Linked DNA regions of Mus musculus: region 1 is linked to region 2. Evidence: chromatin loops called from intact Hi-C (ENCODE). Cell type or tissue: left cerebral cortex. All regions are shown on one strand. Each heading gives the region's core, and the rest is flanking DNA. Links, peaks and the distances in the headings are about the cores only. Region 1 overlaps Kdm6a (lysine (K)-specific demethylase 6A). Region 2 overlaps Fundc1 (FUN14 domain containing 1).

Region 1 (11,995 bases), core at 1,872-9,871, 610 kb before region 2:
TAAATTCATATCAAGATTTTTAATAATGTTTAGTGCATTTAGAGAGTGCACAGTGTGCCTTGGGTTACATGTATGAAGATCATAAGACAAGTTTAAAGAGTTGTTTCTTTCCTTCAACCATGTGGACCTTGGGCATCTAACTTGGGTCATTAGGCTTGGTAAGTAAGGACCTTTACCTACTGAGGCAGGAAATAGGTGGGAGTTCCAGTAGATAAGAGTTTGGAACTTTGGGAGTTAGAGGGAGCGAAATTTGCTATCCAGATATGGAGAAAGTCAAACATGTATGAAACTAAGGAGAGGTAACCAGCCATGTGGTAGGCAAAGAATAATATAAATAGGATAATTGAGTTAGGAGCTAGTCAGGGAACAAACAACCTATCATAAGGCTTACACACGTTATTCAATAATAAGCCTCAGGGTTGTTATTTGGGAATGGGGTGTAGGTAGAATAGCATGAGGTTTCAACATACACTCAAGTAAAAGTTTAAAGAATGAAAAGCATTTCTTAAAAAGTCTTCAGGACCTATATAAAAATGTTCTTAAAGATTCCTGAAATAGAGCCAGTGATAGTTCAGCAGGTCAATGGACTATATAGGGAAACCTAAGGACAAGACCTGAGGTTCTAGTCCAGATTCCACAGGATGGAAGGAGAAAGCCAATTCCCACCAGTTGTTCTCTAACCACATTATGCCATGTACATACACACTGCAACTGATGAGCAATTTTTAAAAATTCAGTATGCCTAGGAAAAATGGTATTTTGTTAGTTTTGTTATTATTGTTTTGCAGGGGTGTTGGGAAGGCTGGGGGGGGGGGGGGGTTAGAGACGGCCGGTTTCTCTGTGTAGTCCAGAAATTTACTTTGTAAACCAAGCTGACCTTGATCTGCCTGCCTCTGGAATTAAAGGAATGTGCCACCAATGCCCAGCTGAAAATCGGTAACTCCTACTCTGTAAAACAAACAAACAAAAACCTACGAAAACATTCAAAGTAAAAGCTTATAGTGCAGCAGAAATAGTTTTAACAATCAAAATATATAAAGAACCCTCAGGCCAAGGGTATTGGCTCAGCCAGTGATAGCATATTTGCCCAGTACATACCAATCTCTACATTTTATCTCCAGCATTTCCAAGACACCTTTTTTGACTCAAAGCCAGAGTAAAGAGGAAACAATTCAACTAAGAACAGGGGGAAAAATAGTCGAATAAATATTTCACACACAAAAAAAAATACAGATAAAAAATAATATGACAGATGTTGCCAAGTATGGTGGCATACAACTTTAATACCAGTATAACAGCTGGGGCAAGAAAATCGGCATGACACAAGTTCCCAACAGCCTGTACATAGAATAAAGAAAGACGAGAGGGAGGGGGAAGGGGAAAGGAAAGGAACTCTGGAGAGAAGGCTCAGGAGTTAAGAGTGTACTAAACCTTCCAGAGAACCAGAGCTTGGTCCCCAGCACCCATGTCAGGTGGCCTTTAACTCCAGATCCTGGGAGATCTGGGACCCTCTTCTGGCCTCCTCAGACATCTGCATTCATGTATACATACCCATATTCAGACACACATTTAATAAAATTAAATCAGAAAAGGGGAAAGAAAAGAAAGGAAGCAAGTGAATAAACAGAATAGTGGAAAATGCCTGCAATCCTAGCATTTGAGAGGCAGAGACAGGAGAATCAGAATCGTTTCAAATTCAAAGCTAGCCTAATCCACATAACCAGGGCCATATGAGACCTTGTCTCAAATTAACCAGGTACATATATTTAAATGTGACATTCACATCTCAGAAATCATGTGGCCTTGGGCCATTCCAGAAGATGGCTCAACAAGTGAAAGGTAATAGACATGCAAACTTAATAAACTAAGTTTGTCCCCAGAACCCACATAAAAAGCCAGATAAAGGTTGCATCTGTAATCCCAACATTCTTAAAGTGAAGTGTGAGAAAATCAGGAGACTAGCCCAGAAGCTCCTAGGCCAGTTAGCCTGGAGTACACACACATAGCATAGCAGGAAAAACAAGAGAAACCTTGCCTCAACAAGGCAGGAGAAAACCAATTTCCCAATGTTCTCCTCTATTGTCCAGAGAACCATGTGTGTACACAAAACAGAATTCATTAATATGGAGAATTAAATATCAGATAGGCCCTAAAATACAAAGAAACATTTTGAGGAAGTTAATAAATTAAATGAATTTTCGAATAATCCAAGACTAACTAAACAGTTAAGGACTAGATCAACAACACCATACAACTCTAGGTTTCATTATGGGAATTCAACTTCTAGTCTCAGAAACTTGAAGCTAAAATTCAAAGAAAATTACAATCTAGAACCAAATTTAATCGTGCACTAATTCTAAGTCAAAATCTTAAAGAAGTGCATCAACTCTATAAATGAACAAGTCAGCAATAATGTTGTTATAATCACTTTGGAAATTCCTAATTCCCAGCTCTTCCTGTTAACAGATGGTACAATTGGCTGGCTACCATGGCAAAGTCCTATTAATCCCAGCCCTTGGAAGGCAGAGGCAGTAGGACAGCAAGTTCAAGGCCAGCCTGGACTATCTGGGTATACCATGTCTTCAAAACAACACACACTTTGTTGTTGTTTCTTCTAGCAGATGAAAACTAGGGGCCCTATAAGGAAAGGATGCAATAAATCCTAAAATTGAGATCAGCTTTCAAACCCACTGTTCTTATGAAACAGTGTACCATAGTGAGAGAGCCAAAGTTAAGTTTTAAGTTAATGCCTCTAATCTATAAGCCCCTTGTCCAAGGACAGATACTTCCTGAAATGTTAGAGGCTATCATGTATGAGAAATAACAAGCCACATGTTTTCATTCCCCTAAACAAGATTGTTTTACCCAACTACACCAAATGTGCTTGATCACATGTAGGTGAAAAGTATGTAGGCAAGAAATATGTTAGCATATATCCTTGTCCCAGATTGGGTGTGGGCATGGCAGGGGGTGGGGTACACTTCACTTCAGAATGTGCTTAAGGCCGGGCGTGGTGGCGCACGCCTTTAATCCCAGCACTCGGGAGGCAGAGGCGGGTGGATTTCTGAGTTCGAGGACAGCCTGGTCTACAGAGTGAGTTCCAGGACAGCCAGGGCTATACAGAGTAACCCTATCTCGAAAAACAAACAAACAAACAAACAAACAAAATGTGCTTAAGGATATATGTTTGCTCTTGATTGGACCTGATGGGAAAGCAGCCTTGTGAAAAAAAGCCTCTGCAAGATGTTACTCCTAGCCATTTTCTAAGAACCCAGGAATGGACCTGGCCAGAGTCCATCCTGCTGGCTAGTATTTAATTAAGGTGTGCTTCAAATTTGGCTCAAAGATTATGGTAGTGGTCCTATTCTGAACTGGTGGGATTAACAACAGGAGTATCCAAATTATATACCAAAGTCTATTAAATGTTTTAAGGAATAGGTTCGCTAAGATAAGCAGAGATCCTGACATTTTCTGAAGCCATATGTAAAACATATGCAGCTACTATACTAACCATCAAAGGTTTAATAAGTTTGAAAAAGCAAAATACCAACCTTCTAGCCCTATTGCTAATTTATGATGAAAATAAAGGTATCTTTCTGTGAAATAAGTAACACAGTAAGAACTGTGCCTTTTTTGACAAGTTATTTTCTCTTTTCTATAATAAAGAATAAAATATGAAGATGAATGTCAAGTGTAAAGTAGCATCAACTATGGCTCCTTTGTACATCCACAAGAAATGAATCAAATTAATATTCATGACACCTGGTCATCAGTTATGCCAATAAAATCAAAATATAAAGGCAAAAGTCAGCAGTTATTCCAATTGAGAATTCATAGCGCATGTTAAGCAATTGTTAGCTTAAGAAAGTATATGAAGATATTTTCAGTTAGGAACCGTACATGCTGAAGCATTTCTACATTCAGAATCACATATAAAAGGACATAAAAGAATCTCAAAAATCAAAATAACAAAAATCACCAACTCAATCCTCCCATGAGCATCTCACTATGTGAAAGACTAGACAACTCTAAAACCCAAGACAATTCAATACAAAACATATACACTATGATCTCAAATATACAGGAAGAAAGTACAACATAATTATGCTCAACAATTATGCTTGTGTTTGTACTGAAATATTATGAAAGATTATGTAGCAAACCTTTTAGCAGCTGCCTTGGGAAACAGTTACCTATATTTTGAGAGATAACTTAGAAAAAGATTTTTTTTAACTAATATCTTTTTTGTAACTTTTCAGTGTTGAACTATGTCCAAATATATGTATTCAAAAAAGTGCATGAAGAAACCTGAATATCAAAGACAGAATAGTGGCTACAAATAGCATGGTAGCAGAAGCCAAGTATAGGTAGATTTGAGATCTAAAATATAGAAGTGACAAGCTCTGGTAATTGTTAGGACTTAATATGTTTTTTGTTTGCTTGTTTTGTTCTTTGTTTGTTTTTTTTGTTTTCGTTGGTTCAAGACAGGGTTTCTCTGTATAGCCCTGGCTGTCCTGGCACTCACTTTGTACACCAGGCTGGCCTGGAACTCAGAAATCCACCTGCCTCTCTGCCTCCCGAGTGCTGGGATCAAAGGTGTGCCACCACCACCCTGCAGGACTTAAGATGTTAAAAGAAGAGGTGCTGATGAATATTCCACGGTTTCTGGGATGACAGGTTTGTGGCGTGTGACAATTACAAAAAAAGTTAAAAGATATGTCCTCAAAACACACGTCAGATAGACAGTCAAGTATACATACAAGTTGGAACCAGGATTAAGACCTATCCCAGAGCTTCCATGTAGAGAAAACATATTTGAAGCAGGGAAAAGTAAACAAAAACTCTAAAATTAAAAATCTTTTCAAGAGCTTTCAAACCTACCTCCACCTCTCTTCTATCTCGTAGATGAATCAAGGTCTTAGTTTAAATTTAATTGTCTTTCCATATAACATCTATCTTGTACTGAGTACCTTCCATGACATGAAAACACTATTTTCCCTCTATAACACAAAACCCTAAAGCCTGGAGGAAATCTACTACCACTCCATTTTACAAATGAAAAATAGTCCCCAAAAGATGCTTGCCTAAGGATCACAGATCTGGTAGATGACAAAGCATATTTCTACCTGAAAATCAACAGATGACTATTTATAAATTAGTACTTAATACCTAGTGCTCCACCACATCAATAACATTCCCATAAAAACCAACTACTACTTATGCCATGTTTCCTGATTCAATAGTTCATTCAATTTCTGTCTTGTACACAGTTTAAACTATCCATAATAAATGTTCGAGAGGTCAAAAATTGTAGCACCATTTGAAAGATCATAACACTAAATATTGTTATTATTGTATTTAAAGTATTATATTCTCAGACTGTTTTCTTCTGAAGATACACTATAGAGAAAAAAAAAGCCAGAAGTAATTGGTTGTCTCCAAAACTGATACAGATCCTCCCAACAATACAACAAATGGTTCACAAATCACTGAAGCAAAAAAATTTTTTAGCTCATATCATATTTGAAAACCAAAATTCTAAAACATTTATTTTAACCACTATATACTGAAAACATAATTTCCCTAAGTATACAAACTATCTGAACAAAACTCAAGCAACTAAGACCCAAGTTCTTAGAAAAATTATTTCTGTCATGTACTACATAATATTCTAACACATAAAATTCTATACCACCACAATATCAAAATACAAATCCACATAAATTCAGCTACTTATCTGGTTTCTACTCATTTTCCAAACAATTTATCCTCAATTTTCATATGGCAAAGACAGGTGGGAGCAGAGGCACAATGCTCTCTGACATTTAAAAAATAATAATAATAATAAAAGAAATCATGTTTAATAAAAGTTTTTTTTTTTAAAAAAGACATTACACACAATGATGCCACTAATTGTGCAGACTTGCCTGAAAATAATAGGATACACATGAAAACAAGACTGGCCATGAAACTCAAAGGTGGGAAGGAGAACATAAGAAAAGTTGAACAGAGCCAGGCGTGGTGGCGCGCGCCTTTAATCCCAGCACTTGGGAGGCAGAGGCAGGTGGATTTCTGAGTTCGAGGCCAGCCTGGTCTACAGAGTGAGTTCCAGGACAGCCAGGGCTATACAGAGAAACCCTGTCTCGAAAAAACCAAAATAAATAAATAAATAAATAAATAATAAATAAATAAATAAAATAGAGAGAGAAAGAAGAAAAGAAAAGTTGAACAGAGAAGAGGCAGGGGGAAATGATGTCATTACAATACGCATGTATAAAATGCTAAAAACAACAAATAAATAAAACATGCTAATGAGGAAAATGGAAAATGACTTAAGTTCAGTGACTATCACAAAGCTACCTAAACTGCAAAATACCACACCTCCTTATGTCTATACTTCATTCACTACCATTTCTCCACCAAAAGACCACCACCAAGTTCAGAAATAGTCCAACTATTTGGACTACTAAAATGTAATAAAATAGGCCGGGCGTGGTGAGCACGCCTTTAATCCCAGCACTTGGGAGGCAGAGGCAGGTGGATTTCTGAGTTTGAGGCCAGCCTGGTCTACAAAGTGAGTTCCAGGACAGCCAGAGCTACAGAGAAAGCCTGTCTCGAAAAAAACAAAACAAAACAAAAAAAAAAGATGTAATAAAATGCAATAAAGAAAAGACCTGGAAAAATGGCTCAGTGATTAAAAGAGCTATCATATGGCTCTTACAGAGAAACCTGTCCAGTTTCCAATGCCCCCATCAGGCAATTCACAACTACCTAAACTCCAGTTCCAGGAGATCTGACACCCTCTTGTGTCTTTCAGGGGCACTGCACTCATGTGCACAAACCTATACAGACACACATGCACATAATTAAAAATAAAAATATGGTACTAGAGATGGTTCAATCATGAATAATACTTGTTGCTCTTAAAGAGAACCCATGTTCAGTTCCTAGCACCCACATGATAGCTCACAACCATATGTCAACCAATGTCTCCTGATCTCCTCAAACACATCTGTGTACACATATATACTCACACACATAAAATAAAAATTTAAACCTAAAAAAAAAAAATCAATAATTTTTTTCATAGTGAGAAGAGCTTAAGTGTTGGCTCAGTGATCAAAAGTATGTGTTACTCTTCCAAAGGACCTAAGTTCAATTTCCAGCACCCACATGGCAGCTCACAACCATCTGTAACTCCAGTCCCAGGGGATTCAATGTCCTATTCTGACCTCTAATAAGACCAGGAACATACATAGTACACAAATGCAGGCAAAGTACTCATCCATAAAGTAAATAAATCTAAGAAATTTTTGTACACGACAGAAAGGAACTCTATAAAGTACAAAGTTATGTTCTGCATTCCAAAATAGTAATTAAACTATTCTGTGAGAAACCTGCTAAAACTGTCAAGGATCTTTAAGCTGGCAGGCAAACTCATTTAAGAACCCATAGAAAAGTATGTATTACTACAAAGATCACAAGGTATAAATCACCCTTTAAAGATCTGAAAAAGCTAAAACTTGATTTTTAGATTATTTTCCTAAACAAAATTAAAAGGCAACTTGTTGCTATCTAAACTGAGAAATAATATCTCCAAGAAAGAATTCCTATCCTTTTTAAACTGACCTTTATCACAAATATTCAGAGTACCTGACACTTTGCTTCTGCCACTGATATTCGAAGGCCAGTTATCCTTATGCTAATCCTATCCCACTTAAGGAGCTTTCAAGTTTAACCAAAATGATACCTACATTACCTTCCTACACTTCCTATTTCCTACACTGACCAGCTGAGCTTGATGTGAATTCAAATATTACTGTCATAACTTACAAACCAATATAGAAAGCTTATGCAATTATATACCAAGATTCAGTATGAATAAATGACTGTCAACTATGCATTCATTAAATAAATGCCATTAATTAAATAGTCTGCAAATAATTACAGGTATGCTGTAAACAGCCCAACCATCACTTCAATTCTTGGACAATGTAGTGGGTAGCTTTTTACCATAAATTAGCTCTCTGGATACCACATTTTAAAGATATTAATAATGCACAGTATTATCAATCATTAACATCAATTTCAAAGAACTCTAAGTATCACCAATGAGTTTCAAAGCAAAACCGAGCAGAAATCCTTTCAAATATGCAGAATATTGGTAATATATAAACAAAACTAAATGTTGCATGATCTAAGTGAGAAAAAAATTAACCCTACGTCCTGCCAACTAATAAAACTTAAGTATGAAACCCCATCATTCTATTCAAGTCACAGAAATTTACCTCTGAACCAGTTTTTAACAACCATGTGAAGAAGAGAGTCAATGTTGCCTTTTGTAAGAGAATCTTCAGAAAACCTATTCCATGAAAAGAAAACCAGAAACTTAAAATTACACAGCATGATGGCTCACTCTGAAGCTGAAGCAGAAAGATCAACTAGCAGCCACCTGGGACTAGAGTAAGACCCTATTCACAACAAACAAACAAAAAAAAGTACCTATTGCTTCAGCTTTATTCTCTGACAGACATATGAACATGATCTGTAATCTCTTACTATAATTTTGTTACAGGGAACATATCAAATTTTTTAGCAAACAACATAGTAACTGCATAAAACTTTCTCCAAGCAATTGTGACTAGATCTAATTTTCAAACACAAGGCATATGTATTGTGTGTCTGTGTGTGTGTGTGTGTGTGTGTGTGTGTGTGAGAGAGAGAGAGAGAGTTAGTTGTTAAAGGGATCAAAACTCAAGTCCTCAGGCTTGGCAACAAAAGCCTTTTCTTGATGAGTCATCGTGCCAGTCCTATTTCTATAGCTACTTTTTCCAACCAAAACACTAAAAGTTCTTTAGCACTGAAAATGGAGATCTTCTTTAAGTCCTTACAAAGAGTACACATTCATTTTCATACATCACGAATAATCCAAATATCGTAACACAAACAAGCCACCTCTAAAAATGACCTAATGATGTCCTTATCTTATTTACACTCTTTTACTTTGCTTCTCTCTATATACTCCTAACTCAAATCCTTACCTAATTAAAAACTATATACCCCAAAAGTTTTCAAATTTGTACTAAATAATCATCATAGTTAATTTCTGCTAAAAAAAGGTTTCACTCAATTATTTCTTAGTAATTCCAATGTAATTAGGAAATAAAAATAATGACTATTAGTCCTGGAGAGATGGCTCGGTGGTTAAGAGAACTGGCTGCTCTTCTAGAGAATTCAGGTTCAATTCTAAGCACCCACGAAGGACAATTCACAACTGGCTGTAACTCCAGTTCTAAGGGATCAGATCAGAAGCTCTTCTGGCCTCCTCAGTCAACACCCAAGTGGTACACAGATATACATGCAGGCAACACACCCATAGACATAAAATAAGTAATAGTAGTAGTAATAATAATAATAATAAATTATGGGTTATCATTAAAGAGAAAACTGTTAAAGACCATGCTATATTACAAAAATTCTAAAGCAAGCTTTAGTTCCTTTACAGCCTTATTTAAGGTATTACTACAAAATACTGTATTACTATTATCTTGAAATTCAAAACACTATACTATATATCAAATGATAATTCTACAAGCAACCCTTTCAATAACTCTTACATAATCGAGCCTTACAAAAGTATGCAGAGTCCAGAAAAAAAAATCATCTGCACATGTTAAAGGACAAATAAAAAATACCTATGGAATGGTTTTAGTTTTCTAAAATGTTAGACTTGTTTATAAATGTGCACTTAAAAACCTTAAAGACGACTGGCAGTGGTGGAGCATGGCTTTAAACCCAGCACTTGGGAGGCAGAGGCAGGCAGATTTCTGAGTTCGAGGCCAGCCTGGTCTACAAAGTGAGTTCCAGGACAGCCAGGGCTATACAGAAAAATCCTGTCTCAAAAAACCAAAAAAAAAAAAAAAAAAAAAAAGAATTCTAGAAAATGTTCTATTCTGTGTTCAGTAAAACTGCCTGAACAAATCCACCACCCTATAGAGAAAAGCCAATACTTTTTATTAAAAAGAGTTACATAGGAAATAATTCTGAAAGCAACATAACAATCTACTTCCCAAACCTCACATTCAAACATACTGATTCTCAGGACAGTTAGAGGATGGATAAAACTTAATAATTTAACACTCATTCTAGTCCGAATTCAATTCAAATAGAAAATGTGAGGTGTTATTTTATCAAGCATAAATTTATATTACACATTTTACTGAAATGTTCATGCTAATAAGGACACAATCAAGATCCACGTAGGTGTACAAAGTACATAATATGGAATGTTTTAGCATTAAAGCTGTTGAGCCCTGATCTAAGTAGCTAGACCCTAAGAAGCCAGAATCAATGAAGATTTTTTTTTAATCAATATACCACCTGAGATTTATAAAGTCATAATTCTTCCCCCAAACAAAATGAAGCTTCACATATTTTTTCATGCTTAACATGTGACTGTATTCAAATACCAGAAAAATAAAATAACACACATTTAGAAAATTTTGAAAATGCTCAATTTTTAAAATGTGAACTCAGTTCATATTAACTGTAGGTTTTACTATTTATGATATAATATCCCACGTTAAGGACAACCATGTGTGATTCTGATAACAAGCATTCTAAGATATGAAAGTAAGAACTAGCACTTTACACATGCACTTAAAACACATTCCACTTATTTCTTCATCACTGTAACCAAAAGGAATAAATTTAGCCTAAATTTCCAAATGAATTATCGCTGAAAGCAACTCTATTAACTCAATTTAAACTAGCAATGTTTACTCCAAAATAAAATGGCCCTTAAATTTAAACACTATATACAGGTGTGTGTACACACACACACACACACACACACATCTTTGGAATGACAACTTTACATTAATCTAATCTTTGTACATAAAATACTTCAAATAGGTTGAGGAAAATCTTGAAAAGAGGGGGCTAACAACTATTTATATTTATATAATTCCAGAGCTAGTTACTGAACATTTTTCCAGCGCTAATTTTAATGAAAGAAAATTAATACCGTCACTGTCAAAGTTCAATTCAAATTTCCTTACCATTCAAAGAAAATGGACCTACCGAAAAAGATTATGACTGTTTTGCCTTATAGTCATTGTCTGCAATCACAAGTTCTTATATTTTGATACTTTAAAATAAAAACGTAATTATGATCACAGATAAAAACAATTAAGGCAGCCAAACCAAAATACATTCAAAAAGTAAGGAGCAAAATAATCAACTTTTTTTAAAGCCGTTAAGCTTTAGTCGCCTTTCTTAAACTTCCCAATTGCAACAATAGAGCTAACAAAGTATCAAATCAAACCTAAAGATTTCCGGCAAAGAAGAAAAGGTCTAATGAATGCAACATCTACCATAGACACTCCAAGTTTGAGAGTCCCAGCTAACAAAAAAACCTCCTCCTACCATTCCAATCACACTTTGGTCAGGAAATATAAACTGAAGTAGACAGACTGAGACTCCAGCCTTTGTTCAATAGCTTACCATGGGTAACTAAATGTGCTACAGGTTGATAAGCATTTACCAGGCGTATGCACGCTATTTCAAAGCTAGAGAAGGGGACAAAAATTCTACATGCAAATAATCTGTGATCATTTTTATTAACTACTGAGCTACATACTCCAAAGGAGAGGCCTATTCTTCTCTGATACTATTTATTTCCCTGTTTACCTCTCCTCCCTCCCCCAAACCTCCCCCGGCTCACTTTCTCCTCCCACCCTGTCCCGCCATCTTGGGCGGACAGAAGCAGCCATTACTTAACTAAATGACAGTACCAACAACTTTGCACACAAATAAACAAGAGACTACACCCAGAATCCTCCCCAACTGCTCCTGACAGACTCACAGGAAACCAAGCTCCAGAAAACGCACTCATACAACTGTGGTAGATCTTTGGCAGAAAGATCCAAAAAGTAAACAAATCACCTAACTTCAGGTAAAGCACACACCGATGATGATACAAGTCAATAACCCC
Region 2 (11,995 bases), core at 2,467-10,466:
TGTAGTAGAACACTAACATCAGTGGAAACCACTTTAACTGCTTGTCTGTAGCCCATGAAGATAGGAAGAAATTGTGTGCTTTGATGCCTTCTCTAATTTGAATTGAAAACAAAAGGTTTTTAAAAGCTCCCACAGAGGCTTGATATGTTAGCCCAAGGGGAGCTCAACCTTTTAAAGGAGAAGCGGATGGGAGGGGTAACTAGGAGGGGAGCAGTAAGCGAGATGTAAAGTGAATTTAAAAAGAAGAATAACTGTTTTCTTTTTTCTTTTTTAAAAGAGTGACTGGGCTGACATTTTTTAAATTGCCAGGTGCTAGTTTGAAGTAATTGCCTTTTTTGGCCACAGGTCTTGAGTGTTGGGTCAAATGGTCTCTCGTGTATGAAGTTCTTAGTTTTTATACAGAATGTTTATCTACCAGTTTATTTTTTTCAGTGTTACAGACAACACTGCAGTGATAGCTGTCTGTTTGCAGTACTGGAGATTGAGCCCAGGGCCTCATGTGTATGCCTGGCAGACCTTCTGCCACTGAGCTACAAACCATTTTCATCTTTCACATTCCTCTGAGACAAAACAAACATATTAAAGCCTTTTGATTACCAAGTGCTTCTAGTAAGAATAAATCGATTGCATTTCCATGTTAGTACTAAGGATTAAAATCAGGGTTTCATGCTGATATAGCAGACCCTTTGCCTACTGAGTCATTTCCTCTGCATGTCTGCTTGCCTTTTTATTTCCTTCCTTTCTCCCTCCCTCCCCCCTCCCTTCCATCCATCCATCCATCTATTGATCCATCCATCCATTTTTCCTTTGCTTCCCTCCTTCTAGTCCATCCCCCTCCCTCCCCCTCCTTCCCTGTTTTTTTTCTTCTTGTGGTATTAGGGGTCAAACACAGGGCCTTATACATACTTAAGCAAATGCTTTACCACTGTGCTACATTTTCAGCTCTTGTTTTGTTGTAAAACCTCTCCCTACAGCTTTTGCTTCCATAATTTTTGTTTTTGGTTGGTGTTTTGTTGTTTTGTTTTGCAATGTTAAGAATTAAACATGCAGCCCCAGCCCCTTGTCTAAGTGTACCCCTCCCCTTCCTAGCTTGTATTAAAAACCTTCCAGTGGTGGTGCACGCCTTTAATCCCAGCACTTGGGAGGCAGAGGCAGGTGGATTTCTGAGTTTGAGGCCAGCCTGGTCTACAGAGTGAGTACCAAGACAGGCAGGGCTGTCAGAAAAAAAAAAGCCTTCTGTCCTCTGTGTCTGATGATGTGTTCCTGTTTAAGAACTAGGCACTAAAATTTGATGTAACTCTAAATTCTTAATGGGAGTCTTTATTTCAGAAAATCTCGCTAGTCTAAGAAAAAAAAAATTCTGAAGAAGTGAAATTGGGAATTGGGGAGTCTTCCCAGTGAATCATTTATGGTGAGGCTGACAAACAAGAAGCCCCATCCTTACCTCCTTACAGCTTCTAAACAAAAATGAATCTTTGTCTGAAAGCTTGGTGCTATTTTTAACATGTTTTTTTGTTTGTTTATTTGTTTGGTTGGTTTTTTGAGTTTTTTTGTTTTTGTTTTGTTTGGTTTTTGTTTTGTTTTGTTTTTGTTTTGTTTTTGTTTTGTTTTTCGAGACAGGGTTTCTCTGTATAGCCCTGGCTGTCCTGGAACTCACTTTTTTTTATTATTACTAGGTATTTTCCTCGTTTACATTTTCAATGCTATCCCAAAGGTCCCCAATACCCACCCCCCCACTCCCCTACCCACCCACTCCCACTTTTTGGCCCTGGCATTCCCCTGTACTGGGGCATATAAAGTTTGCAAGTCCAATGGGCCTCTCTTTGCAGTGATGGCCAACTAGGCCATCTTTTGATACATATGCAGCTAGAGACAAGAGCTCCGGGGTACTGGTTAGTTCATATTGTTGTGGAACTCACTTTTGTAGACCAGGCTGGCCTCGAACTCAGAAATCTGCGTGCCTCTGCCTCCCAAGTGCTGGGATTAAAGGTGTGCACCACCATGCCCGGCTAATGGAGAACTTTTTATGCTAATAAAGCTTCTTTACCCAGTGTCATTAAATATTGAAGTAGTGTAGGAAAATCAAATACATTTCAAAAAGTGGTCATCATTGTTCCACTTTTCTCCAGTCTGCCTAGTTTGCATTTCTTTATAGTTATATAGATAAGTTAGAAGTGAACGTGTCAAGGAAATCTCATCTGTGGAAACCATTTTCTCATTCACTCGTAAACATAATAGGAACCATTGGGATAATCTAGTCCGGTTACTTTGTTGAGTGCTCCTTGAAACAGGTTGGTTAGCACAGTTTTGGAAATTTAATATTTATTCATGGTCTTTATTATCATTCACCCAGCATTTCTCACTCATCTTCTTGCATGACATTATTTGTTACCAGGGATACAGTTATTCACAGTTTTTATAATCCTATGGTCAAGGCCAAGCTGGATGGGTGCCTGTGGTGTGGTGAGAGTGCAGGAAAGGAACTTGAATTGCTTGGAGGTGTTGGAGAGGAGGACCCCAGAGGGACATTGAACTAATCATCTAAAGATTTCTCATCTCTCTGCAACTGTGTGATACTCTACTTCAGTGTGTGTTAACATGGAGAGCATTTTGGCTATTCTAACAATAACTAAAGCCATGCACATGCATAAAATCTTTGCATTTCAATAAAAAGATCTGTTGAAATTCAACCTACGTTAAGTTCTCTAAAGGTTACAAAGCAATCAACTAGTTTGAATACTTTGTAAGGCAACTTTTCAGTTTTTATCTAGAAAGTCTCCTTTAAAGTTCATTATCACTTCTCTGCCTATGATCCACATCACTGTGTCGTCAGGCTCTACCAGAAAAGTTTGATGACAAACAATTTGATCACCTCTCTAGCTGAGGCCAGAGTCTGACGGGTACCTGGTGAGTGAGTATTAGGAAGAGCTTCAGGTAAACAGTCTACTGTGGAATCAGTCACAGAGACAAATAGAACCTAAGGTGCAGGTCAGATGCTTTATATGAAATCAGATATTTTTGTTATTTGAAATATTTTATATGTGCTTAAAAGCCTTGAATATGGTTAAAAGTCTATAAAGAATGTATCAGACTGATAGAAGTGACTTATAATAGCATATATAGTTTAATTATTTACTTCTTGTGTACTTATTTATATTTAGATTTTACTTACACTGGTTACATCTCCCTATTGTTCCTGTTCCAGTTTTGCCATTGGCCCAGTAGCTTCTTCATGTAAGGGTTCTTAAGATGAATAAGCATTTAGCTATAGTTTTTATAAGAGCATTAATTATCTGAAATTTATTATGGAAAGCAATTACTATAAAGTTTTTAAATGAAAATGAAAGCCCATCGTTCCTTCCCTTTCCTACCTCCAACTCTCTCTACATACCCTGCTGTCAAACTTCATGGCCTCCTTCCCTTTGTTATTATTACATATAGGTATAAATGCATGCATTTAGTGTTGCATGTATGTATATGATTTCAGAGATGACAACTTGGAACCAGATACCCAATTAGAGTCTCTACTCTGGGGTTGACTAATTCTCCCCATTTCAGGAATCATTAGTTGCCTGTAGTTCTTTGTGTAAGGGTGGGGCCCCATGAGAAGACTTTCTCTTCCATTAGAGCTGTGTATTTGGTATTCTCACTGTTCAGGTCCTCTTTAAGCAGCCGTATTGGTGAGATTTCATGGGTGTAGCTTACCTGCCATTTGAAGGAGACAAGACCTTACAGCAAATTTCCTGGTCCCTTGCCTCTTAGATTCTCCCCCTTTTATTCTGAGATATTCCATGAGCCTTAGATGGAGCAATTGTGTTATAGATGTATCTCTCATGTCTGAGTTGTGTTTTGTAATCATATCCATCTGTTGCAAAGCAAAGCTGCTTTGATTATGGATAAAAGCTACACTTCTCTGGATATCAAGAGAAGTATTTAGAATGCAGTTGGGAATTATGATGATTAAAGTAGCAGTACTAGACTCACCTCTGAGGTCCATGATTTCACTACTTCTGTGGGGCTGGCTAGGTTTCCAGTAAGTACTAGACAGACTTTTCTTCCTGTTGAGCAGGCCTTAAGTCCAAATGGATAGCTATCTGTCGGCTACTACCACAATATAAGTGTCACTATTGTGCCTTTAGGGCTATCTTCTTATACTAGTAATAGTTGTGATTAATAGGCATAATGGATGGGTAGGACAGTTGGTTGTTTTTTTTCCCCCTTGACATTTTGTATAGCATCTCCTGGTACTAAGAGAGCTAGTCCTCAGGGAGAAAGGTTCCAGATCATGTCTAGCTCAGATCCTTCAAGTCCTCTGCTTGAAGTGCATGGTGTGTTCAGCAATGTATACTTAATTTCAACTTCTGGGAGATTACAAAAGGCAGTAGCAATAGCCTATATTATTTTGGGAGTCTCTTGGACTCCTGAACAACTCAAGATGGCATTTTTCATCAGCTTTTGTTTAACAGTCAGTGGCTCTTGTGGGTAGTATTGTCAGCCCAAGTGGCATAACTTTATGAGTGTGTGTGTATACATATATGTATATATAAATGATACTGCACATTATATTTACATATAATGTGCAGTATCATTTATATTATACATTTTAGGTAAATAAAAAATAATGTGATTCCTTATGACTTTTTTCAAACATCCTTAGTTCTATTTTCCTTCTCCTCATGCTCCTTGTTCTGTATTGACCTCCCCCGCCCCAGTTAAGCCTCGTTGCCCATTTGTCTTCCCCCTGCCCCTGCATATCAGCTGTATCCTGCTATTCCCATCTCTAGCACACCCTGTACTTTTGAGCCCCTTTTTCTTTCCTGATTTCTGTGGTTAGCCCAGGTTATATATTCAAACCTGAAGATTTGGAGGTAGGAACCACAGGTGAGAGAGAACATGTGGTATTGGTCTTTCTGGGTCTGGGCTACCTCATTCAGTAAAATGTTTCCTAGTTTGGTTTACTTAGAAATTCTTTCAATTTTCTTTACAACTGAATAGCATTCCATAGTATATATGTACCACATTTTCATAACCCATTCATCAGTTGTAGGCCTTTAAGTTGTTTCCATTTCCTACCTATTGTGAACAGAAGAGCAATGCACATGGATGGCTGAGCAGGTGTCTGTGTGTGGAGATGAGTCTGTTGGGCATTTGCCAAAGAGGAGTGTAGCTGCGTTATTTGGTGGAATTATTTTTAGCTTTTTTTTAAAAAGAATTTTCCACACTGATATCCAAATGAACTACATCAGTTTGCAGTCTCACCAACAGTAAATGAAGGTTCCCTTTTCCCCACACTCTCTTCTTAAATTAAGTCGATTCAGAGCTAGTGAAGTGCCTTTATCAGGCTATTTGAAATTTCTTTAATAACTTGTCAACTGATTGCTTTCTGATTACTAGGTATTTCACATCTATTTAAGTAAAAGGTACTTTTTATTAGTCATACACTTTAGATAATCTGTCTTTTTAGCTGATTCCCTATTCTAAAGGGTAGGATGAAAGCTGTTATAATACAGCTTTTTGAATCTTTCCTGGCATGCACTATATTTTTCTTAACTCTGTGTTGATTGCATCTAAGGAGCTGGTTAGTTACTGTGTTAAAACTCTGCATTTCCAACTGCACCAGAGCACTGCTAAGAAGAGTGGGGACAAAGTTCCCTTTGTTCAGTTCCTATTGACTGAGTACATTGGCGAGGCCATAACAGTTTCTTCCTTAGAGGCTCCAGGGATTCCTGCAAAACGCCACGGCCTTCTACTTCTGGGCTAGTATTCATTCTCATTGCATGTCTGCAGGTTGCCAGTCACAGTGGCTATGTACAGATCGACTGGAAGAGAGTTGAAAAAGATGTAAACAAAGCAAAGAGACAGATAAAGAAGCGAGCAAATAAAGCAGCACCTGAAATCAACAATATAATTGAAGAAGTAAGACAATGAGACTCTTTGCCTTCTGTTCTTTGATAACAGGTCTCACAGAAAGTATGATTGGGGATTACATTATCTTAATGATGTTTGAGCCAAGCACGGTAGCTCATACCTACCATTCTAGCACTTAGGAGACTGAATCAGGGGGATTGCTATGAATTATAGACCAGCCTGTTAGCTTGAGCTACAAAATAAAATTGTGTTTTAAGAAAGCAAAGCAGCCCCCCCCCCCAAAAAAAAGGAAGAAAGAAAGGAAGAAAGAAAATAGTTGGGAATGTTATTTATCTGGAATTCAGTAAATAAGAAGTTCTTTTGAATACATATATACATTTTGATAAATACATCGTTTACCATGTGCAAGAATACAATTTAGAGGCACCATATCCATACATGCTTCTGTACAGTTATTTCCACTATCCATTTGCATAACTTAAAAATTTTATTAAGTACTATTTCCCCAAATTTCCCTTCCCCTAACCTCTATTTGGTTTTGGGACTGTCGATTAATTAGAGTGTGCATAAGTAGAATTGTGCATTTGTCCTTCTGTTGTCCTATTTCATTCAAAGTAATATGTAATGTAATCTAGTTAACATAATATATTAATATCTAATTCAGTGTAATATTTGTAGCATCATTATGAGTATTTTTATTGACACTTTGATTTTTAGGCAACAGACTTTATCAAGCAGAACATTGTGATATCCAGCGGCTTCGTGGGAGGCTTTTTGCTAGGCCTGGCATCTTAAGGACTTGAAGGCTCTATGGTAGTGGATCCAACAATGAGAGGAAGACTGTGGCAGCAGGGTTATCTCTTAATGGCACATGCTACCAGTCTCCAAAGTAAGGAACAGCCGGCTGGACGATTGCAAATGAAGCAGCTTAGCATTTTGCCGCCTGAAGCTTACCAAGCTAGTATCTCCTGTAAGACAACCTATGTGCTGTGTACACAATAGTATTCTTGAGCAACCATGGATTTTGCAAATTTTTAAATTTAACATTTGTTTAGAAACTAGCCTATGATTATCATCACTGGATATAGTGGAGACAGAAAAAGCTGTTACATGTACTGTCCAATGAAATATTACCCTATCTACTTTTCAAAGTTTTTTGTGCTTTACTGTCTAGTGCTAATAATTAAATATTGTCTTATAGCTTCAATGTTATGGCTGATTTTTTTTAAAGATGTGTTTGCAATAAACTGAAGAATTGTTTTACCCCTTTGTGGAAGGCAACAATAGAATTATTAAGATATTAAACTCTTCTGATATGTCAATCTTTAGTTAGGTTTTTCCCCCTTCTCTTTCTTACTTTGCTTATGTGTAATATTTACATTAAAGGAGGATTTTGTAATGAAATACTACGCGACTAAAACACTTTCCCTTTCTCTAATGTCTGCAGTTTTTGAAACGTCTCCTTGTACGTTCTAATTTTTCAAGTTTGTTTGCTTTAACAGAACTAATTTGGGAGTATGTCATTAGTTGGTCATTGATATGCTTTATTAATTTCAAATGCATCTCATTTTTTATTTCTAAAAATCCTAATTATTTTTTTGTCTCTTCACCAAAAGGTACAGATTGCTTTAAAATACTTAATAGTATAATATGAACTTATTGTCTGAAGAACTGTGATTTTCTGTGTAGTCCTAAAATTATAGCTTAAATATAATTGCTTCCTTGATTATATGATGTAAGCACTAGGGCTCTCAGGCATTGCTAGCGTTCCATTTCTTGAACATTAGGCCAGTTTACTTGTTTCTCTGGGCCAGCCTCACACTTGTTCCGAGCATCTCTTGTCCAAGAACAGCTTTCAATATTGTTATTCTTGTTCATAGAATTCTTGGCTGTCCCTGGGGAAAACAGCAGAACAGTATAGGTTAGAGTCTTCAGACTGGAAATATTGCAGCTATTCAGACTATCTTCCTGTGATAGGACACTCCCATTGTATACTCTGTGTCTTGTAAATGTGTCATTTCATATTTTTGATATTGGTTACAAGCTGTGTGCTTGTACTGTCTTGAAATTCTTTAAATTCAAATGTACAATTGAATTTTAGTTTCTTTTATTCTCATTAGTGCCTCATATAGAATGCTAAATAAAACTCAGTTCCTTAATATGAAGTGATTGTGCTTATATATCCTTGTTATTCTTTTTTGAGCTTTTCTCCATTTTCTCTGGCTAAACCTTTCATTGTTATAAAACTAAAAGGAACATATATCTTGATTGTGTTCAGGTCATGTCAGTAGAACCATGAGAACCTGGCCCTGCTTCTGAGTACCATACCTGGGTGTTACTGTGCAGCAAGGCAGGCTACTTCAAGGAACTCCAGTCTTTTTATTTTGAAGATGGTTATAGTGTCTGTTCTTTGGGGGATATGTTAGAAGAGCAGGGAAAACACAATATATCAGCTCTCAAGCTTTCAATTAGAGGCATTACAATATTCCAGTACTGAAGAATTCATATTGTAATATGGGAGCTATTCAAATACGGTGTTGAGTGGAGAGAATTTCCTTTAAGAGTCCAAATATACAAACGAAAACAAGAGTTGGAAATGGTGATATCCTGCAATAATTCCAGCATACAGAAAGCTGGTGCAGGAGGATCAGAGTGGCTGGAGGCTATAATGGGTATGTAGTAAGCTCCTGTCTCACACAACAAAGGCTGAGTGTGATGGTGTTCACCTTTAATCCCAAGCACCTGGGAGGCAGAGGCAGGCAGGCCTCTGAATTCACAGCCAACTTGGTCTACATATTGAATTCTGGGCTAGCTAGGTATACGTAATAGACCCTATCTCTAAAACCCAAACCTAACAAAACAACAGCAGCAACAACAACAACAAAAAGCAGGTAACAAAAGATAACACTTTTATTGTACACTTCTAAGTCTCTTGAAATTTTGAAATGTTTTGTATGTAAATGTAAGTTGTTTCCAGTACTCTGTCATACCTTCCCCTCTCTCAGTCTTCTTGTTTCCCCTCCTGGCTATGTTGTTTCTTCCTCTAGGTTGAGCATTACCTGAAACGATGTGTTACTCAATCTCTTAACTTGTATGACATACGCACTGACTAAATGTCCCTTATCTGAACTCTTGGCGTCAGAAGTATTTTTTTATTTCATGTTCTGGAATATTTCCTGTTGTAGTTTTTTTCCCTTCTGTTCCTGTGACAAAATAACAAGAAACTTAAGGAGGGAAAGGCTTATCTTGGCTCTGGTTCTCAACCTATGGGTCATTACCGCTTTGGGATCACATATTCATAGATTCATAACAGTAGCAAAATTACAGTTATGAAGTATCAATGGACTAATTTAATGGTTGGGGGGGGGGGTCACCACAACAGGAGGAACTGTCTTAAAGGATCACAGTGTTAGGAAGGCTGAGAATAACATTATACTATGAGCCATCAGAGTGGTGAAGTCAAGGTTGCAGAAGCCTGAAGCTGCTGCTATCACATCTGCAGTCAGGAAGAAAGCTGCTCAGCACACACATTGTCTCCATGTACCCCAACAGTAATGGTAATTTTTTATAATACTTTTTTTAAAATATTGCAGCTTAGGAGGGTCAGGAGCCTCTTGGGGTTGCTGTGTAAATTTTTGTGCCTGCATTTGACTGGGACCTATCACATGTGCTAAGCTGTAGAATTTTCTATTTGGATGTATCATGTTGGTACTGACAAAGTATCTATTTGGAGAATGTTTTGGATTTCATTTTAGGGTTATACAATCTGTCTAGTGCTTTGCCTGTGGTAGGTGTAATGAACTTCAAGACCACTGAGAAAGAAAGAAAAAAAAAAGAACCACAGACTCAATTCAAATTGTAATTAGCTGAATTTATTAAAAATGACTAGCAGGGTGACAGGCTTAAAACCAAATTGAAGGCATGTGGAACAGAAGGGAAGCATTTTTAAAGGTGGAGACCACAGTTAGCTTGTTTCTGTGGCATCTGTAGCTGCGTGAGAGACTATTTCACTCCCCTCGGCTGCATAAGAAGCTCTCTCCCCTGTATACTGTGTTAATTAAGCAGGTTTTTACAGAAGCCCGAGCAAGTGGTTAATTATCGCACAGCAGTTATACCATTATGGGAAGGTTGTTAGAAGCTCATCTTTCAGTAATTTAGGGCAGAGGCCAGTGGCTACAAAGGGTACCTGGTACAGAATGGAGTTTCCTTAGCCATTGAATTCCACATTGGCTTCAGATCATATGAGTCAAATCAGTGATTCATGTTGAGGTACATGTTGATTCTGAACCTATACAGCGAATATTTGAACAGTTGACTTTTTTTATGAGATGGCATAATTATAATTCACTAGCCCATTACATTCTGCATTAGCTCTAGAACAGTGGTTCTCAGCCTTCCTAATGCTGCGACCCTTTAATATAGTTCCCCATGTTGTGGTGACCGCCCCCAACCATAAAATTATTTTCATTGCTACTTTATAACTGTAATTTTGCTCATGGATTGTTACGTAAGTATCTGTGTTTTCTGGTGGCCTTAGGTGACCCCTGTGAAAGGGACATTTGACCCACAAAGGGGTTGAGAACCACAGCTCTAGGTGAATGAGTTGAATCTCGGGAATATAATTCTAAGTCTCCTGATATTTGTAGTGTTTGACACTGACTTCCCCAAGTGAGCATTAGGTTGTATAAAGCAGCAAGGAGAAAATAAACATCTGATTCACCCAGGAAACTTTGGTACCCATGAAGTAAGCCATTCATATTCCAGCCCCCATTGTGAGTAGCACTTTTGCAAAATTTTATAAGAAGTACTTATGATCCTGAGGGAGTCTGGAGGCCAACATGGGTCCTGGTATGCCAATAGCCACCATAGGTAACCATTTTCCCTTTTTCCAGAGAGAGTAAAAAAGCGACTCAATTTTGTAGAGCAGAACTAGTTTCCTTTAGACCTAACATACAGCATTTTTGATAACTGCTTCTCAGCTGAAATTAGGACATCGTTGTCAGGACTCAAGAAGACTGGAATGCCATTCACAAGCCAGAAAAAGGCAGGGTATATTTGCTTTGCTGCCCGGGTTATGCTGAGCCACTTGGGCTATTAAAGTACAGGGAATTTGAAGTAGTATGAAATGCTGGTCCAAAGTGGGGACTCAGCCTGGTAGGAAGATCCATCAGAGCCCTCTGGTTTACATCAGCTTTCAGCGAGTTCGGTGCTCTCTGTTTCTGAAAGACAACTCCAGGCTCAGGATAGTTTGAGTAACTTAGGGGAGAATTTTAAATTTGAAACTTCCAGTCCTGTGGTCCTGGTTGTTGGGGTGGTGGAAAAAAATCCCAAGACTAGGGGTAGGAGACAACCCACCCTCAGGAACAGGAAGTAATGTGAAGAAACTTAGACCATTGACACGAGAGGAGTCAATGAGAGAGGAGTTACAGGTCAATCTAAAATCTACTTGACCTGTAACAGGTGGATCCAAGTCACAACTCTATGAGGCTTACATGAAGTTTTTTTAAGTTTACAAAAAAATGAAATAAGCGTTTTAGAGCTATTAGCATTTCTACTGTTTGTAATCTGTACTGGAATCCTCATTATAGAAAAAGCAGTTAACAGGTATCTGTAAACAGCTGGAGTAGACTCGTGCCTTTGAGACATAGCAAAAGCTTGGGAATCCAAAACATGATTCTGGATTAAAGGCATGAATATTCTTCTCTCTATCCAGAGGGCCAGAGATATTGAACAGAGATGTTTTCAGTAGGATGAGAAGCACTTTTAAGTCTATACTTAGAAAACAACCAAAAGAAAATTTAAAATTTGACCTGTGACTCTAATAGTAGATAGTTCTTTACAAAAGCTAGATTAATAGCTTATCAGAACTCTACTGGTTAATATGTTAAAACTATGAACTGTTGAAGCCTTGATATCATGTATCTTATTTGTACATATCTTAAATTATTTCCTTAGAAATTCATAATTTACACATCTTTTTATTTAATAATTTACCATAAGACACAAGTGGTTGTTTATTGAGAGTGGTCATTGAAAAGCAAGTGTCTTAGGTTTTCTATTGGTGCAATGAAATAACATGACCTAAAAGAAAGTTGGGAAGGAAAGAGTTTATTTGGCTTACACTTCC

The links. Hi-C counts contacts between places; a loop is a spot of excess contacts. Peaks named below come from ENCODE experiments on the same cell type or tissue, not always from the same donor. Only the 100,000 strongest peaks of a DNase experiment are listed, where the experiment ranks them.
Region 1: it touches region 2 in a loop (4-fold over the local background); 3 of 42 quality-filtered maps call a loop at or near these places.

The regions. Positions count from the first base shown.
Region 1 is chrX:18,163,951-18,175,945 of GRCm38, reverse strand. All of the region lies in intron 2 of Kdm6a (lysine (K)-specific demethylase 6A), which reads right to left. Among named protein-coding and RNA genes, the nearest start is that of Kdm6a, 7.4 kb to the right of the region's middle. In left cerebral cortex, for the core only: a CTCF peak has its summit at 6,810 (motif pointing left); a DNase peak (open chromatin) is centred at 8,770.
Region 2 is chrX:17,552,602-17,564,596 of GRCm38, reverse strand. Fundc1 (FUN14 domain containing 1) reads left to right here. Exons shown (of 5, transcript NM_028058.4): 4 at 5,788-5,916; 5 at 6,586-8,997. The coding sequence ends at 6,663. Among named protein-coding and RNA genes, the nearest start is that of Fundc1, 14 kb to the left of the region's middle. In left cerebral cortex, for the core only: no CTCF peak of the experiment used is centred there; a DNase peak (open chromatin) is centred at 5,716.